Linked DNA regions of Homo sapiens: regions 1 and 2 are each linked to region 3. Evidence: chromatin contacts called from ENCODE Hi-C or POLR2A ChIA-PET data. All regions are on one chromosome and are shown on one strand. The core of a region is the stretch at or near the end of the contact, and the rest is flanking DNA. Distances in the headings are between cores, read along the strand shown. Region 1 overlaps ZNF438 (zinc finger protein 438). Region 2 overlaps ZNF438 (zinc finger protein 438). Region 3 has its middle 62 kb from the start of LINC02644.

The links. Hi-C counts contacts between places; a loop is a spot of excess contacts on that map. ChIA-PET counts read pairs that join two places held with the same protein, here RNA polymerase II (POLR2A). Pooled maps may share reads with other maps.
Region 1: a map of endothelial cell of umbilical vein shows a loop between it and region 3 (10-fold over the local background). The contact joins two enhancer-like sites. A Hi-C loop is called at or near these places in 4 of 168 maps with a recorded cell type or tissue (Right ventricle myocardium inferior, endothelial cell of umbilical vein, gastrocnemius medialis and 1 more), 2 of 37 single-sample maps with no recorded cell type and 13 of 50 pooled maps. POLR2A ChIA-PET finds 5 or more read pairs at or near these places in 4 of 52 experiments (CD4-positive, alpha-beta memory T cell, activated CD4-positive, alpha-beta T cell, activated T-cell and 1 more).
Region 2: a map of endothelial cell of umbilical vein shows a loop between it and region 3 (8-fold over the local background). The contact joins two enhancer-like sites. A Hi-C loop is called at or near these places in 4 of 168 maps with a recorded cell type or tissue (Right ventricle myocardium inferior, aorta, endothelial cell of umbilical vein and 1 more), 6 of 37 single-sample maps with no recorded cell type and 9 of 50 pooled maps. POLR2A ChIA-PET finds 5 or more read pairs at or near these places in 5 of 52 experiments (BJ, CD4-positive, alpha-beta memory T cell, activated CD4-positive, alpha-beta T cell and 2 more).

What each region holds. Positions count from the first base shown.
Region 1 is chr10:30,983,367-30,987,663 of GRCh38, reverse strand. It overlaps ZNF438 (zinc finger protein 438), which reads left to right. Exons shown (of 7, transcript NM_001143768.2): 2 at 3,238-3,295. Among named protein-coding and RNA genes, the nearest start is that of ZNF438, 46 kb to the left of the region's middle. Within about 2 kb of position 1,928, at least 7 of the 41 ENCODE cell types and tissues checked have a DNase peak (open chromatin) inside an H3K27ac peak, as active enhancers do; they include endothelial cell of umbilical vein and gastrocnemius medialis, where a contact is called at or near this core.
Region 2 is chr10:31,003,082-31,007,148 of GRCh38, reverse strand. All of the region lies in intron 1 of ZNF438 (zinc finger protein 438), which reads left to right. Among named protein-coding and RNA genes, the nearest start is that of ZNF438, 27 kb to the left of the region's middle. Within about 2 kb of position 2,353, at least 5 of the 41 ENCODE cell types and tissues checked have a DNase peak (open chromatin) inside an H3K27ac peak, as active enhancers do; they include endothelial cell of umbilical vein, where a contact is called at or near this core.
Region 3 is chr10:30,783,314-30,787,090 of GRCh38, reverse strand. No RefSeq gene overlaps it. Among named protein-coding and RNA genes, the nearest start is that of LINC02644, 62 kb to the right of the region's middle. RefSeq lists a silencer at 1,649-1,958 and an enhancer at 3,445-3,777. Within about 2 kb of position 1,935, at least 32 of the 41 ENCODE cell types and tissues checked have a DNase peak (open chromatin) inside an H3K27ac peak, as active enhancers do; they include endothelial cell of umbilical vein and gastrocnemius medialis, where a contact is called at or near this core.

The DNA of each region.
Region 1 (4,297 bases), core at 679-3,178, 200 kb before region 3:
TTCTTTTTATAACAGCATTAATCTCATCAGGAGGGCCCCACCAACATGACCTAATCTAACGCTAATTAAAGGCACTACCTCTGAATACCATCACATTGGGTATTAGGGCTTCAGCATAAGAATTTAAGGTGACACAAACGTTTAGTCCATAGCTATTTTCAACTGACTTTGAATGTAATGTTTGAATGAAAATCATCCGTTATGTTGATGATTTTGCAAAGTCTAAGCCTCAAAGAATTCTAAGATAGATAACAAAAAGAAAACATGGACTATCATGCTGGAATTTTTTTTTTTTAATTCAGCATCAGCTTTGTCACAAATATTTTAGTTTTTTTTTTTTTTTTGAGACAGGGGTGTACTCTGTTGCCCAGGCTGAAGTGCAATGGTGTGATCACAGCTTACTTCAGCCTTGACCACCCAAGCTCAAGCAATCCTCCCATCTCGTCCTCCCAAAATGTTGGGATTGCAGGTGTGAGCCACCACACCCAGCCTTAGTTCAATTTTTTTAACCCTGTGTGTGTGTATAAACGTTTGTAAATTTTAATTGGTAGAATGTCACATCTTTTGTGGATTCAGTTGTAAAATATGTTTCCCCCAATTTTGATTGGTAATATATTGCAGTTTTGGGCACAGCTGTGAATTATATGTGAACCACAGCCAAGTCCAAGTTTATTTCTGTTTCACCATTTTTTAAATTTAGTAAGAACATTGTTCTTTCTATGATGCTGTACTCAACCAAGGTTTGTAATTGTGTTATCACTGTAAAAACAAATAGAATTGACCCTTATTATTCACAGATTTTGTTTTCATGAATTCGTCTGCTTACTACAGATTGAGCATCTCTGATCTAAAATCAGAAATGCTCTAAAATCCTAAACTTTTTGAGTGCCAACATGATGCTCAACACAATCCTCAAGGGTCATGCGCAAATGAAATACTCATGGGAGCATTTTGGATTTCAGATTTTTGGATTAGGGATACTCAATAAGTATATAATGCAAATGTTTCAAAATTTTTAAAAACTCTGAATTCAAAACACTTCCGACCCCAAACATTTCAGGGTAAGGGATACTGAACCTATAAAATTTATTTGTAACTGCAAAATCAATACTCATGACACTAGGCATTCAACTGAGTGCATGACTGCAAATGGTACAGAATGGTGAAAAATTTGGATTGCTCAACACATTCCTAGTTGACAAGCTGATTTCCTTCAGCTCTCATACGGTAAACAAGTCTCCTTTTTGTGGTTTATATAGTGCCATGATTTTTGCTTTTTTAGGCTTATGATTTCTGTGTTTAAAATGACTACCCAGTGTGGAACTGAAGTGCTGTATATTGCGCCTAAGTGCAAGAAGGCTGTGATGTGCCTTAAGGAGAAAATGCATGTGATAGATAAACTTATAGTGCTGTTGGCTATGAGTTCAGTGTTAGTGACTCAACAGTGAACAGCCATACATTGCTTAACAACAGGGTTAAATTCTGAGAAATGTATCATTAGGTGATTTTGTCATTGTGAAAGTATCATAGAGTGTACTGATATGAATCTATAGCTTACTATACACGTAGGCTATTTGGTATAGCCTCTTGTTCCTGGGCTACAAACCTGTACAGTGTGTTACTATACTGAATTCGTAGGCAATTGTAACACAATAGTAAATATTTATTTATCTAAACATAGAAAATGTACAGTGAAAATATAGCTTGATAATCTTATGGGACCACCTCCATCATATATGCAGTCTGTTGTTGACTGACACATCATGCAGTGGATGACTATATATTAATAAGGTATCTTGAAACAGAAATATACATAAAATGAGGTTATGTTTGATCAGCTAATTAAAATGTAATCAGAGGCTCTCAGGAGCTCTCAGGAACCCAACCCTGAATTTCCCTTATGAGTAAACAGTTTGGTATTCCCTAATTCAGTGTTCATGGTGACTTCATAGAACTTAACTACTGTGAATAAGGAGAACCAACGGTAATTTTGTCTTTGTTGTTGAACTTCTAAACTGATTTTTAAGTAGCAATTAAAGCAATGTCAAGTGTTTCATATTCTACAGAATGAACTTCCAAAAGCTTTACTTTGGTTTCATGAATTAGATGAAATCATCAAACCATTATTGGAATTAACTGATTTTTCTGGTTGGTACATCTCCTGATGCTGACAGAAAGCTGGCAACATTTAACTGTGAGTTTTTCTGTTAATGGAGCCAACCAGTTTTCACTTTACTTTGATGATGTAAAAGAGACGCTTTAGAATCAGAACTAAGTGCATTTTTTTAAAAAGTCATTGGATCTAGATGAAAAGTCATGCTTTAGAGAATAATACGTAAAACACTTTCTCTGTCCTGTCTGCTTTCATTAAATCCGTGTCTTTAAGCTAGCCATGAGCAGGGAGCAGTATTCAGTATTTCTTCTACCTTCATTCAAGACTGGAGGAGTTAGCTGTCCCTACCTGCTCCTGCCTAGGTATACTTTTTCTGCATGGTGCCTGGGTGCTGTCTTTAAGAATGAAGTATCAGTTACAGTACATTTAGTACATTTAGAAATGGGTTACTGCTAGGTGTCTTAAAGATTTAAGCAAGTTGCGAAATTGACAACTGGCTTCATTGCACATGCATCTCACACATGGCTCAATGAGATTATGGCAGAGCCTAAAAGTACAAGTAAGTCTTAGCATATTTTAATGCTATCATTAAAAAAAATCATTAGAAAATGAAAAATCCAGGACAAATGGTAAATTTGTGGGACACTGGGACAATGGCCGTAAATTGGGACTGTCTCAGGCAAACTGACACACTTTACTAGACATGTGTCCTTTTAAAAATCTTCAAATCCCAAACTCTTGATTACTGTTTTCCTGTCAAAAAGGCTGCGCCCTGAATATGAATCACTTGTTTGTGACTGTTTACTAATTTCCACAGTATTATGCACATGGAAAAGAATGTGAAGCATTCTTCTTAGCCAGTTTTATTCATTGTGGCATTTCTTTTTTTCTGGAACATTTTCTATTTATCTTAAAACTTTTATTAAATTTTGCATGCTTTCATTTTTAAACTAAAGACATGTAATCAACTATGGAATTATTTTCTTCTACATTAGTTCTTTTATTATCTTAATAAAAATATACAGTAATTAAAAATGAAACTTGAAAAGAAGGCACCTTTTACATATATTTGATGAAAATGGATTATCTGAATATGATTATAATAATACTTTGTATTGTTACAGAATTAATTAAAAGGATTTACGGTATATCTTATGACTCTACAGGAGCCTTGGGATATAGGTAAGTGACAAGCATTTTTTGAAGAGAGATTTCTGAAACATTAAGTAATTTGATCTCATAGGTTCCTGGCAAAGTAGACAGTGGGGCATATCTTACTTCAGCAATTAACTCTTTTCTCTTCAGTATAACATTTGTAGAAATATCACATTTACATGAATCTTCATGTAACATTTCCCTAATAGCTAACAAATCATATTTCCCAGGGAATTTTAGGCTTATTTGTATAATAATTACAATGAAGATATTGTTTATAAGACATAGAAGTATGGCATGTAGCAAAATTTAGAGCATTAGAAAAAATAATTAAATGCAATATGGTACCCTGGGTTATACCTAGGAACTAAAGAAAGACAGTAGAAAAACAGGTGAAATATAAATGAAGTCTATAGTTAATAGTAATCAATTAGAAATTAATCAATGTTAATTTCTTAGTTTTGACAAATGTCCTGTGGTTATGTAAGATGTTTAACTTTATGGACAACTGGATGAAGGGTGTATAGGAAGTCTATACTATTTTTGTATCTATCTTGTAAATCTAAAATTATTTCAAAATAAGTTTACTTGAAGCACAAAAGTCAGTTTATTGATTCAAAATGTATAGTTTAGAAGTAGATTTTCTGGACCATGGTTTAAAAAAATAAAAAAAATAATTTGAAAAATCCAGATTACATAAAAACGATTCAAGGAAATACATGGCTATAGGTTTCATTTTTCAGTTTATAGGAAGTATGCAATTTTATTTTTTTAACATTGGTGATATGCTTTGGATTTGTGTCCCTGCCCAAATCTCATGTCAAATTGTAATTTCCAATGTTGGAGGAGGGGCCTGATGGGAGGTGATTGGATCATGAGGGCGAATTTCCTTCTTGCTGTTCTTGTGATAGTGAGTGAGTTCTCATGAGATCCGGTTGTTTAAAAGTGTGTAACACCTCCCCCTTCACACTATTCCTCTTCAGCCATGTAAGATGTACCTGCTTCCCCTTTGCCTTCCGCTGTGGTTGA
Region 2 (4,067 bases), core at 1,104-3,603, 220 kb before region 3:
TCAATTTTCTTGTCTTTTCCAGCTTCTGGAGGCTGCCTGCATTCCTTCACTTTTAGTCTCTTTGCATCTTCAGAGACAGCAGTGGCTGGGCAAATCTTTCTCACAGTGCCATTTTTCTGGTTTTAATTCTTTTGTCCCTGCTTTCCCCTTTAAGAACCCTTGTGATTACTTTGGGCCCATCTGGATAATGCAGATACTCTCCTTATTTTAAGGCCCACTGATTACCAGCCTTAATTCTGTGTGCAACCTTCATTCCGCCTTACCAAATGAGTGGAAAAAACACACTCAAAATGGTTTTTTTTTTTCTATTAGCCAACAGCAATCAACACAGAAGACTTTTGTAATCACACGTGTGGGAGTTCCCCCCCCCGCCCCCCGCCAACCACACCAAGACATTTTGCAGCAGACACCACTCGGGTTGCCTTCAATTCAATGCTGACACCACCTGGAGAGAGTGTCAGATCCCATATCTTCAGGCCTCAGTCTCACAGCAAGTCTCAGGAGGCTCTACCTGTGCTTCTGACCAACCTGCTATAAATTGGGGTTCCCACAACCACCTCTTTGGGTTCATTTAATTTACTAGAGGGCTCACAGAACTTAGGAAAACACATCTACTGGTTTATTATAAAGGGTATTACAAAGGATGCAGATAGAGAGGTGCACAGGGCCAGGCATGTGGAAGGGGCAAGGAACTCCCTTGCCCTCCCTGGGTGTACCACCATTTGCGAACCTCCATGTGTTCAGCTATTTGAAAGCTCTCCAAACCCTGCCCTTTTGGGTTTCTATTTAAGCTTCATTGGGTAGGCATGATTGATTGAATCATTGGCTGTTGGTGATCAACTTAACTTTCAGACCCTTTCCCCTTCCTAGAGCTTGGAGGGTGTCACTGAACGTCCCAACCCTCTAATCAAGCTTTGGTCTTTCTAGTGTCCAGCCTCCATCCTGAAGCTACCCAGGGACTGCCAGCCATCAGTCACTCATTAGCATACAAAAGACATCACTTTGGAGATTCTAAGGATTTTAGCAGTTGTGTGCCAGGAAATGAGGATGTAGACCAGATATATATTTCACAATATCATACCATGTAATATAGGGTAGACAGAGATTCCAGGGAATAAGGGATGGACATCCTTTGAGGGAGGCAATATTCTGTGTACCACAATCTGTTAATAAGCTGAAGAGATTTAGGCTCAGAGAGATTAAGTAAGTTGTCCAAGGTCACAACATAATAAATGAAAGAGCTGATATTTTAACCCAGATCTGTTATTTATCATATATGCATATCTTTCACAATAACATGATCTTTCCCACAAATACCATTTGATCCTACTTAGGAAAAGTAAATAGGATGATGAGCATTGTTCAAATAGTAAATACCTATTTTTTTATTGTATATATTTAACGTATATGATGTTTTGATGTATACACACAGTGAAGTGGATACTACAGTCAAGCAAATTAACATCAGTCATCTCACATAGTTACTCTTTTTAGTGGCAGGAAAATCTCTTTTAGCAAAAATCTCAAATACAGTACAGTATTAACCATAGTCCTCATGTCATACATTAGACATCGAGACCCCTTTATCCTGCGTATCTGCAGCTTTGTATCCTTTGACCTACATCTTCACATTTTCTCCCCCGTCCACCCCTGTTTACCATCATTTTGTTCTCTAAGTATTCAACTTTCTTTTTCTTTTCTTTTTTTAAGATTCCACATATAAGTGAAATCATGCATTTTCTGTGTCTTGCCTATTTCACTCTGCATAATGTCTTCCACATTCATCCATGTGGTAGCAAATGGCAGGATCTCCTTTTTAAAGCTGAATAATATTCCATTTACGTACGTGCATGTACATATATATATACACACACACATATGTACACACACATAACTCACAGTTCATTCATCTGTTGACAGACACTTTGGTTGTTTCAATATCTTGGCTATTATTGTTTCTAAATCTTGGCTCATGCTACAGTGAACATGGGAGTGCAAGTATCTTTATGAGATGGTGATTTCATTTCCTTTGGATATCTACCCACTGGAGGAATTGCTGAGTCATATGGTAGTTGTATTTTTAATTTCCTTAGGAACCTCTGTATGGTTTTTCACAGTGGCCGCACTGATCTGCATTCCCACCAACAGTGTATGAGGTTTCTCTTTTTCACACCATCACCAACACTTGTTATCTCTGGTAACTTATTAAAGTAATAATCACATTTGCTTAATAATATCAAGAAATAGGCTATGTTATTATGAAACAGTTAAAAGCATATAGGAAGTTTATTTATTGATGTGGGAAAAGTATTTATGACTCATCATGACTTCCAGCCCCCTCCCCCACATTTCTACTTATCACTTCCTTTCTGTTACCAGTTCCTTCCTTATCCAGCCTAGATGCTTTGATTCAAATTATTTTCCGGCAAATTCTTTCAATTCCTTTGTACCTCTTTGGTCTCTCCAATCTCAGAACTGGATGAGCTCAACTACCTGCCAGTTTTTTCACTTTAATGATACGCTCAGCAGCCTTAAAATTGTCCAGCAGTCTTCCGACGTGTCTATTATCTCACTCCCTCACTCCTCACAGCATACTGCCTTCATTCTTCTCAAACCTTTTAACCCCCTATCAGTGTTATTTGATGTCTTAGCAGTTTTCCATGCAGTTGACCACAATTGACCATTGCTTCCTTTTGGAAACACTTGTCTCTTGGCCTTTGAGACAAACCCTTCCCTGGTTTTCCTTCTCCCATTCTAGTTGACCATTTTCTGTCTTCTGTGTTACCTGACATCTAAAAGAGGAAAGGTTTAGTTCTCTTGTTTTTCATCTTGTACTTTTGGTTAAATATAATCTTTTTGTGTAAGTCTTATTATCTCTAGCCCAGAGTTTGTCATCTTCAGCACTATTGACATTTTGGGCTGGAAAATTTTTTCAGTGTCAGGGGATGTCTTGTGGATTGTAGGATGCTTAGCAGCATCTCTGGCCTCTATGCTCTAACTGCCAATAGAGTTCCCTCTACCCTTATTGTGACAATCAAAATGTCTCCAGATATTGCCAGATGTCTCCTGGGTGCATAAAATCACCCCCCATTGAGAAGTACTTATGTAGCCTGAAGTTCTCTTCTGAGGATCTGGGGATAACACCTTTCTGACATCTCCACTTGAATGTCTCCTAGGCATTGCAAATTTAATGTGACCAAAATGGACTCTTGTTTTTTCTTCCATATATGCTCTCCCCCCAGATTTTCAGATTTTAGATTATTTATGATCTTGCATTGGAGGTACCAATAAAAGCCATTGGAGGCTTTTATTTGGAGTAAACTAGGGAGCCACCAGAGAGTTTTGGGCCAAGAAATGACATGATCTCACGTAGATCAGCTCTTTCTTGAGCATAGACTATGACTTGGAAGACTGAAAGCAGGAAGACCAGTTAAGAGGCTACTGTGGTAATCACAGTGAAAAATGGTAGTAGCTTGTATAAGGATGGTAGTAGGGCATATGATAAGGAGTGGCATCTTTAGTTTAGTGCTTAAACACAAATAGCCCTGAGAAGAATGCACTTGTACCTTCATGAGGTTAGTATCAGAGTATGCTTTGTTTTTCAGATGTTTTCTAAGAACTTGCAGGGAACAGGTTTTGGTGGGTCAGAATGAGAAGACAGTAGCCAAGTTCCTGGGTTCCTCCAAGCCAGAACTTCCTGGGATGTTACTTGAAGGGATTCAGGCCAGAACAGGGTTTTAAAACAAGGGACCCAACGGGAAGAGTAAGCAAGACATCCAATACTACCTGTTCTACCTCACAATCTTACTTAGGGCTGGTCCTCCCACGGTAAAACATGTACTGGGTGGCAGGGTAGATAGAACAATTGGAAGTCAGGAGTGTTTCCTTCATTAAATATAGGAAGCACATCATCTTGGGCTGGAAGGCCCTTAGCTGAAGTGAGGTGGCTATCGGCATTTGGGATGGGACAGGTTTTTGTTGTACAAGATTGCCCTACACATCTCAAGACTTGCAATAGTGTGCTCTCTCATTGTGACATCTAAAAAATGCCTCCCCACATTTCCAGA
Region 3 (3,777 bases), core at 686-3,185:
TGGCTCCCTGCTAAGAAGTACAGGGAGGTCAGGTATGTTCTTCCTGGTGCCCCTGAATTCTGCACTGGGAATTCTGTCCCCTCCTCTTTCTTATTAGGTGAAGCCATGGTCAGGTGTGGTGGCTTACACTTGTAATCCCAGCATTTTGGGAGGCCAAGGTGGGAGGATCGCTTGAGGACAGGCATTCAAGACCAGCCTGGACAACACAGCGAGACCCCACTGCTAAAAGAATTGTTTTAAATTAGCCATGTGTGGTTAGTGCCCAACTGTAGCCCCAGCTACTCAGGAGGCTGAGGCTGGAGAATCACTTGAGCTCAGAAGTTTGAGGCTGCAGTGAGCTCTGATCACATTACTGCACTCCAGCCTGGCAACAATGTAAGACCTCATCTCCACAAAAAATGAAAATAAAAAATAGCTGAATGTGGTGGCACGCATCTGTAGTCCCAGCTACTCTGCAGGCTGAGGCTGCAGGATCCCTTGAGCCCAGGAGTTTGAGGCTGTGGATTGCACTACTGCACTCCAGCCTGGGCGACAGAGTGAGAGCCCATCTCTGAAAAGAAACAAAAGAAATAAAAAAGGTGAAGCCAACTCTGGGTCAGGAGCCCAGAGAGCTATCTGTCTCTGAAAGAAATTACCTTGCACCCACTTGAAATCAGGCTTGAGTTCATGCAGAAGATGCTCTTAGCCATTTCTGGCCAGCTCACCCCTGATTCATCCCCTACCCACAGGGCAGTCCCATGGTGGCAGTGAGTACCATGTGGCTGGCCCTCTGCTCTCAATTGGCTGGACCAGAGCTGGGCATGTGATCTAAGCTGGGCCAGCCCCATATTTTGTGCCTGAATTCTGGAGATGCAGTTTCAGGCTGGGCTCCCCTGTTGAATAGAGCAGATGTAAACTGAATTTTGTGCCTGAATTCTGGAGATGCAGTTTCAGGCTGGACTCCCCTGTTGAATAGAGCAGATGTAAACTGATAAACAGTGGCAGGACCATCTTCTGTCCTATGTGGACTGAGAAACAGGCCTTGAGGCAGTCAGTCGGCCAATAAAAACAAAGCAGCAGGAATATAGAAGAAAAGGTGAAAGAAGGAGGAAGAACTTTCTGAGCCTGGAGGTATCTCAGGCCCATGGGTCCATGAGCAAAGTCTCTATCCACAAAACAGAATTTTCTAGTTTGCTTAAACTAGTTCAAGTCCGTTTGTAAAATCTAAAATGTAAGGACCTTGATGGATACAGGAAGAAGTAGAAAAGGTTACCCTACAAGTTGCCACCCCTTGGGAACCTCAGAACCTGCTGGCTCCTGCAGAACTGGGAAACCTAAAAATTCTCATGCAGAGCTGGGGAAATAAGGCCGCAGGAGAGACCTCTTGGGACGTTTCACTAAGTGGAAAGGAGTTTCTCCAGCCTAACAGCCTCTTGTCATCTCAGAGCAAACGCAAAGAGCCCAGAGAGGTGGAGTGACTTCCCCGCGCGCCCCCACAGTCCATTGGCTTGGGGCTATAACCTAGGTCCCAGGGCCGCCCATCTGCAAGGCTGCCTGAAACCCCAAGCATGAACTCTCACTTGGAATTAGCATCCCTTTCCCACATTCGGCCCCTGGGAGCAGCGGCCAGGAGGGAGCTATCGGGAGAAGTAAGCTCGAGTTGCTAGGATGGCGACAAATGACGCAGCTAATTCTCCTCGCCTGACTGGTCCCCGCGCCCTGGGACCCCGTGTCCCCGCGCACAAGTGCGTGCTCGGGAGTCCGGCCCAGGAGCAGCTGCGGAGGCCGGGCGGCCCTGGGAAGATGCCTGGCGGGTTGTCGGGGGAGGGAGGAGAGGGTACTGGGCTCGGGGCCCCCACTCACCCACCCCTGCACCGCGGGGGGCGGCGCTGGGCGGCCCGGGGAGGGCCAGCCCCGCCGAGCCTTTCAGAGTTAATTAGCCTTCATGAATATGGATGCCACCGCCGATTGAAGACGGTTGAGAGGTCGTAACCTGACCTCGGCGAGGCGTGCATAAAGAAAAGCCTACTTTTCTCAGCTTGGCTCCTAATTGAAAGCCCGAGTGGTCGGGCGCAGCGCGGAGGGTGTGATCGCGCGCCCCGCTCCCTGCGCGCTCTGGGGACGGTGGCGGGGGCGCCCGGGCGAGCTCGGGGACCCGCAGGTGTGTGCGGGCGGCCCAGCGCAGCTTCGCCGCGGCGGGATCCGAAGTGGGGATTTATTCTGAAAGCTTTCCTTTTCCATGATGGTTTTCATTTCCTGTAATTTAGAGCTGGAAGCATTTATGGAATATCACATGGTTTTCGTTTACACAGGAAATCAGCTGCAGTTGTGAGAAGATACTGACTTACTTTTTTTTGTTTTTGAAATCCTCCTCCCCACATCCAAAAAAAAAAAAAAAAAAGAAAAATTTTTGAAAAGACGAGCTGGCAGCATGTTTTGAAATAGTTCTCCTTTTTGATCCAACCTCACTGTTCTCCAAAGGGGACTGCAGTTTATTTCTGACACGTGGTAATCACTTTATGTGAAGAAACCCCAGCATCGAGAGATGCTTTTGGTTTTTTTCAGAGCAAAGCGGGGAGCTCAGAGGGGGTGGGGGCAGGCGGGGGGAGAGGGGGGCGCTCACAGCTGCGCCCCAGCTTCCTTTCTGGGATGGGAACGATTTCTAAAGGATCTTAGGGAAAGGAGCCTGCGAACCAGGCCGCCTTTGGAGCTGAACTCCCTCCCTCCCCGAGAAAGACAGCACTTACTGCCCCAGTTAACCTGCTGGGATCACTGCTTAAAACCTTAGAGTCGTAGCGCCGTCCCCCAACCCAGGAATCACAGTATAAGTCTCTTCTTAACCCAGCCCCACCCCATCACCCCAGAAATCATCAGAGAACCGCAGGGTTTTATCACAGAGATTGAGGCCGAGGTGGAAGAATTTGCAATTTGTTTTTTTCATCTATGCCCCCTGGTTGCCACTGAGTTGAAGTCAGCACTCTCTTCTCTCTTTGCTGGGGATGGTTCTAACCACTTCCCACCCTCCACCCCCAGTTCGGAGGCCAACTAGACCGCCGTGGGCAATAGCACCACCGTGTGGCCAGCCTCCCTCTCCAAGCCCCTTCCCCTGCCTTTTCTGGGATCCTCCCGGGCGGTAGCGTGGATTTAGTGGGGCTGGGATGGTCTCTGCCCACTTTCTTCTCCTCCCTGCAATGAGGTTAACACACAGGGCACCAGACGCTCTCCCTTCATGCCATCTACTAAGTAAGACATTCTGCAATGACGGATCCGTTTCTTTGATTCAAGGCTTAGCTCCCAATTAAACAGAAGATACCCTTGAAGAGATAAAATTTAGGCACCGATTTTAGGGTGAAACAGTGTATTATTGTTTCCCAAGGATTGAGTGGGCTCCTAGAGAAAGGAAGGAGGCCCAGCCTGAGACCCAGAGGGACAGGAACCAGCGCTGTGGCCATCCTTCAAGCCCGGGCCCTAGTCATTCATTTGGTGGGACTGGGAGGAGGTAGGGTGGTGGCTCTGGGAGGTGGGTAGTGACAGAGTCCTGTACACATTTCAGGGGTGTGGAGGGAGCCTTCTGAGAATGTCCAGACCTCATGGGGCCTCTAGGACCCAGGTGGCCCTCGATGGTCACTGTGTCCCCAGCAGTTGAGACCCATTTGACAGAGTCTCAGGCAGCTGCACCGTGACCATCTTCTGCTCCTCTCCCCAAGTCGATAAAACCAACAGCCATCTGTGTGAACATAAGCCCCGTGTTTTTATGGGCTGTCTACTGGCTGCTGCAGACAAGCCAGGATGGAGGCT